Linked DNA regions of Homo sapiens: region 1 is linked to region 2. A link is a contact called in ENCODE Hi-C or POLR2A ChIA-PET data. All regions are on one chromosome and are shown on one strand. The core of a region is the stretch at or near the end of the contact, and the rest is flanking DNA. Distances in the headings are between cores, read along the strand shown.

Region 1 (3,042 bases), core at 378-2,877, 640 kb after region 2:
ATGCAGTGCCAATCCACACATTTAGTTTCTGCAGCTCCTTAGTTTTATTGGGAATGGGGGTGGGGATGGTGGCACCATCTTGTTTGAAAGGGTTTACAGCTGATACTACCGTTTACAGTAAATTCCTAGAGTGGGAGGAGGAAGTGGCACATTTTTGGAGCAGCTAGGTGGCTGGAAGAGATTCTCCTCCCCCAAGACTGGTCAGAGGTCCTGTGAGAATGGGAGCTGCTCACCTCTCCTTGGCAGTGTGCTGGGCTGGGGAGGTGCCAAGATATCCCTAGCAGCGACTCCAGCCAGGGAGATTGGTCCCTAGATGCAGCATCTTCCAGTGCACCAATGTTCTCATGACCCAAGGCTGGTACTGAAATAGCAGGATTGTCAAACCTGAAGGAACCATTGCCTGTGGGCTGCAGGGACCTGGAACCCTGACCCAAACCAGGATGGAGGAGGTGCCCAATAATGATTATGATTCAGCTGTCCAACAGCTCAATAAAAGGGGGACTTGGAGTTACATGCGACTTGATTTAAGGGATTCTAAAAATATATTTATTGTGAACCTGAGTTTAAGAACTGATATTCTTGCTTACTGAAGGTGGACATACTAACTTTGGACATAAAACCTGAGGGGCAGGTAAGGGCAGTGTCTGTGTGCCTGGCATGCACAGGACACAGATGGCATTCTGAAAGCCATCATCCAGGACTGAAGAGTTGCTTTCCACACTCTGAAACTGTGACACGAGATTCACTTTGGAGAGTCTTTTGTGGATGAGCCTCATCAATTAACAGTCCTAGTGTGTGTAAGCGTGAGCTCAGTTTTGTTCTGTCAAGTCTTAAGACAGCATTTGATTTAGCAGTTGATTCAATTACATTACATGTGGATTTGGAAAAGTGGTGTGTGTGTGTGTGTGTGTGTGTGTGTGTGTGTGTGTGTATTTCTTTTAAACAATGATGTAACCTTTCTGAATTCAGGTGGAAACTGTCTTGATTGACCTCCGCGTACCAGGACAGATTAATTAACTCTTAGTTTCTTTCGTGGAACATACGAACACACCCTGAGCTCACTGAGAGCTCACAGCTGGTAGGAGAGGAGGCTCCTCTTTAGTAGGCCCAGTGTGTTGTTTGCCTCTTTCCTAATCTGTTCATTCCACTTAATTGTATCCCGATAACGACACAATTTGAGCAAATATTAATTTGAGCAAATATTACTAAAACTGATGATACACAGATACATGAAGAAAGATATTTCCAATGGAAAGAAAAAGCAAAATGCTTGGGAAAGATTCAACAGGAAAAGCTGCTTTAAATGTGTTGTTGAATTATATTTGATGGTTATGAGTACAGAATCTAAGATTCTTTAGTCAAGATGTTTTACACTGTCTCTAAATTCTCATTTCACAAAGGAAACTCAAATGAGACAACATGGAGGATGCATTATATGTGTGGCTCATAAAGAGAGGGAACAATACAGCACTCTAATCAGCACATCTATATTCAAAGAAAGGCATTGGCTAAATAAAAACACTGGTGAGTAAATAGACAACTCAGTTCCCTGCTAAAATAAAATGTTTGTATAGGCAGGACTCCTGCGAGAGCCCCTTTGACTGCCCGTTGAGCGCCCTCTGCTGGCCCGGAGGGAAGGGTGCCACGGAGGGGACGGCGTCAGGGCCCCACCCACGGTTTAGTTTCAGATCAGCGCTTTTCAGTTCCAAGATACAGATTCCGGTTCCAATGAATGCTGGTTGAAAATACGGCCGTGGTTTTAAATATCATGAAACTATTTTACGTCCGTAGTACTTTCATCTATTTTTATAAGAATGTTTTGTAACTGAGAAACCTAAAGAGATGATGAATTTCCCCCACCGCCCCCGACTATTTTGCCTTTCAGTGACGCGGTAATATTTTACGATAGGTGCCGATTCAAATCAGTGGCTTTCAGAAAGTACAGCTGCTATTCTTTGGTGCCGCTATTCAGAATGACAATGTGAAATAAAAATGATTCTGACTATGGGAAGGTCTGATCTTCCTATGAATGAAAACAATCATGTGGGCCACAGAGAGCTCTCTCTTTCCAGCTATCGAGGGACTTTTTGCAGAGAGAGAAAAGGATCCTAAAGCCATGTTCCCGATACTGCAGACTTGGCGAGATGGCGGCGGGCTCCTCCCACCTCTGCGGCAGCGTCACAATCAATAATGCAGGGCTCTGCGGCAGAGGAAGCGCCTGCTTTTATATAGGGGCGCCCGGACCCCAGAGCAGGGCTAGTCCCTTAACCCATTCCGCCATCTAGCGTCCGCAGGGGCTCATGGCAGGTTGGAGCCGGACAGTCTGGAAACTGCAATCTAGATTTTGCAGAAGGGTGACCTTTAGCCTTCTGCAAAACCTAGATCTCACTTAATGTAGATCTCACTGAAGAAGGCAAATAAAAAGTGAGTGGAGTGTTTATTCATTTTCCTGTAAGATTAGTAACTTTAAGGCTAAAAACTCTAAAGTAAGTATTTCCCAAGCCCCTGCTGTAAGTCAGTCATGTTGTGGGTACCAAGGCTATGAAGATGTCTCAGTCTCTATTTTCAGTGACCCAGTCTAGTAGGGACAAGCCATATGAACATATGCCCAGTTAAATTTGAATTTCAGGTTAACACGGAATTTGTGTGTGTGTGTGTCCCATATATGCTAAAGCAGTTAACTGGGCATCTATTATTATCATTATTTTTATAAGCAAAATCTTGCAACCGTGCATATAAACAGATGATTGCAGTATGGGCTTTACAAGGGCAGGGTGGCACGCTAATTGCTTGAGGAGCTTTGCTGTGGGTGCTGGTTAGGAAGCGTTCTCAGGGGAGAAGTCGCTTGTGCAAACTGCTTATCAGATAAAGCAGTGGGCAGGGTTGTCCTGGTAGAATCGCATAAGCAAAAGCAAGAGGCTGGGGGACTCGCAGTACAGCAGGTCTGTGCTACCTGAGCTGGCAGGTGAGGCAAGGATAGTGCAGGGGTGAGGTTGCTTCATCGTGGAAGGCCTTCTACTGTGCTTCCCAGGAGCTGGGTTC
Region 2 (3,065 bases), core at 558-3,057:
TCAACTTTCAAGTCTTATTATTTAAGAAGTGCATTTCATAAGGCTATAGCTGTCACTGACAGTGATTCCACTGATGGATCTGGGCAAAATATATTGAAAACCTTCCAGAAAGGATTCACCATTCAAGATGCTCTAGGCTGCTCTGGTCTGTAACTTTCCATTCCAACAGTAAAAAATCTGGGATCTCCTACTTTTCACCTCAGAAAGCTACAAATGTAAAAGGAAAAATAAATTTGTTTTGAGAGGAAATCACTTATTCAAATAGCCATGTTATTCTGTTTTGTTCATAATATCAACGGCTCTATAAATAAAGAACTTTAAAGAAATAGCAAATTCACCCAGAGAAAGCTCTGCCTGCAATATTTTTCAGGTCATGTCACACAAAGAAAAATAACAATGCTTGCACAGCCCACTGAGATAAAATGGACAAGGATGTTCAGTGGTGGAGGTGATGGCTCAAGGGACTTAGGAATCCGTCTGGAATGCTGAGAGACCAACACGTCCACTAACCTACAGCTATTCACACCATCAGGGAAGTGCTGGACTAAAGTAACAAGGCTCTAACAACTCCAGGGATTTCTAGAATTGTGTATCATATACTATTCCTAAAATATAAAAAGTAACATTAAGGTCTGAGGTTAAAAAAAAAAAAGAATCACAATACATATCAATTGCTAAGCAGTGTAAAGGGTTCACTTTTGCAGTGGTCTAGAACTAAACCCACAATACCTTTTAGGTAGCCTGTATACTAAAAACCATCAAACTGTCCTCTTTAAACGGATATAAATTATAACTCAATAAAGCTGTTACCAAAAAAAATTTTTTCTGAGATGCTTTTCCTGACAATCTCTAATCCCACTTTGCATGTATTTCTTTTCATTCTTTAGTCACTCAACATTTATTTTCTAAATATATATTATTTTATAAATCACTGACTATATAACACTTGTTTCAAAACTTTAATTTGACAAAAATTTAATTTGACTGAAAATTAACCTTACTTTTCCTTCTTGCTTTTCGGAACTTGACAGCAGCCAGATTTATTAAATTCATGCCATAAAGATTGTAGTCAATGAAGAGCTGTAGGAGGTAGGGAATATGCGCTTCATGAGGCTGGTAAAATTTATTCATTATGGCTCCGCTTTGCAAAAGTTCACATATCCTAAATTAGAAAAAAAAAGTTTTATCATAAAATTATGTTCCCTAAAATGTTAAATGAAACAATGATTATAGAAATATACAGAACAAAGCACTTATTAGCACACAAAATTTCCATCTCAATTTTACCGGAAATTTGTATTTTGTTAGAAATTAAAAGTTTCAATCAAGTTTTCAAGTAAGCAACATGTTCTGAATAACAAAAAACTGCATGGATGAAGAATATTTTGTCTTAAACCAATTTGATACTAACTATATTTAAAAATTAAAAGGTTTTTAAAATAAAATTTTTCTTTTAAAAATAACAAATAATTTTGAAAAGATTAATATTCAAAAAAGGAAAAGAAATCATTACTTATAATCCCACCACTCAGAGGTATTGCCATTTTGATATTTTTCTTTCCTGAGTATTTTTTTTCCCTTCATGATGACGAATACAAACAACAGACAATTATATACAGCATAGTTAAGTACTATGTGGGGAAATACATTAAACATCTAGAAAAGATACTAAACAGATAGAGGTACAGAGGTGGTTTCTGCAAAACCTTAGAGAAACTCTCTAAGCAAGAGACTAAATGATGAACTAGAGGCACTTTTTTCTCTGAAGAGAGGGAAGAGTATTCACGTAAATAAAACTGCACATGTAAAGGGTCACGAGAAAACACGGCTTATTCAGGAACTGAAACCACTGAGTAAGACTGTGACCTAGTGTCAGAGGCAGGGATAGAGAAGTAATGAGAAGTAAGAGCATGAAGAGCCTGTTAAGACATTTGAAGAGGTAGTGAAATTTGTCTGAGAGGTGAATAGCAGAAAAGTGACATCACCAGACTAGCTATAGAACACAGAAGACTACAGGTAAGGAGTAAATAGGCTGTTGTGGAAAAACTAAGGATGGTGGCTATAACAAGGATCATAGAAATGTACTGATTCAGGAGACATATAAGGGGTGAAATGATCAGGCCTTGATGACTAACTAGATGTGAAGGGTGAGACAGAAAAGGGGCTGAGGGTGATGCCTAGATTTCTTGCTTAAGCAGCTGGTTAGTGGTGGTGCAATTATTTGAAAGGGGAAGAACTGTAAGAAAAATTGGTTTGGGATTTTTTGGAAGGGGAATAAGGATAAACTCAATTTAGACACAAGGGCATTTAGGTATAGTGGGGATCCAATAATAATATTGGAAATGAATCATAAAGAAAATAATAATCATTTTATTAACACAGCAGAGGTAACTAACATTTCTGAGCACTATATATTGGATACTGTGCTAACGTACTTTATTACAAGTAATGTTTATTACAAGTCTGTGGTACGATCATCTCCATTTTATAAATAAAGAAATTATCTTAGATTTAAAAATCACACAAAAGATAGAAGAGCTCTGAGGTGGGAGGACCACCTGAGCCCAGGAGTTCCAGGTTACAGTGAGGTATGATGGCGCCACTGCATGCCATCCTGGGCAACAGAGCAAGATCCTGTGTCTTAAAAAAACAAAGGGGCTAAAATTCAAATCAAAATTTCTCTGCCTTGTGAGCCCTCACTCTTAACCACTCGGCTATTCCATCTATCCAGTAGATGGTTTGATATATTGTTTAGAAGCTCTAGAGAGAAATGAGGCTATTCATATACATTTGGAAGTCAAAAGCATAAAGATAAACAAAAACAAAAGTTAAAACCAAACAAACCCATGGGAGTAAATAAGTCTGTAGAGGGAACAGAAAATATACAGAGTAAAGATGAAAGTCTAAGGCAGAATTCTAAGAAACAACCATAGATGTTAAAATGTAAACCAACAAAATGGCAGAAATATGATTGATCACACTGGAATGAGAAAAACTAGAGGTGGTATATATCACAGAAGCTAACATTTAGGATTGTTTTAAGGCACCATAAGCATCACCATGAG

The links. A loop is a pair of places that touch in the nucleus more often than their neighbours do. ChIA-PET counts read pairs that join two places held with the same protein, here RNA polymerase II (POLR2A). Pooled maps may share reads with other maps.
Region 1: a loop to region 2 is called in a map with no recorded cell type, with 8 times the contacts of the local background. The contact joins two enhancer-like sites. A Hi-C loop is called at or near these places in 1 of 37 single-sample maps with no recorded cell type and 7 of 50 pooled maps. POLR2A ChIA-PET finds 5 or more read pairs at or near these places in 1 of 52 experiments (T-cell).

What each region holds. Positions count from the first base shown.
Region 1 is chr6:112,041,569-112,044,610 of GRCh38, forward strand. No RefSeq gene overlaps it. Among named protein-coding and RNA genes, the nearest start is that of CCN6, 11 kb to the right of the region's middle. RefSeq lists a silencer at 2,197-2,296. Within about 2 kb of position 1,628, at least 40 of the 41 ENCODE cell types and tissues checked have a DNase peak (open chromatin) inside an H3K27ac peak, as active enhancers do.
Region 2 is chr6:111,404,469-111,407,533 of GRCh38, forward strand. It overlaps REV3L (REV3 like, DNA directed polymerase zeta catalytic subunit), which reads right to left. Exons shown (of 32, transcript NM_001372078.1): 4 at 1,002-1,162. Among named protein-coding and RNA genes, the nearest start is that of REV3L, 77 kb to the right of the region's middle. Within about 2 kb of position 1,808, at least 3 of the 41 ENCODE cell types and tissues checked have a DNase peak (open chromatin) inside an H3K27ac peak, as active enhancers do.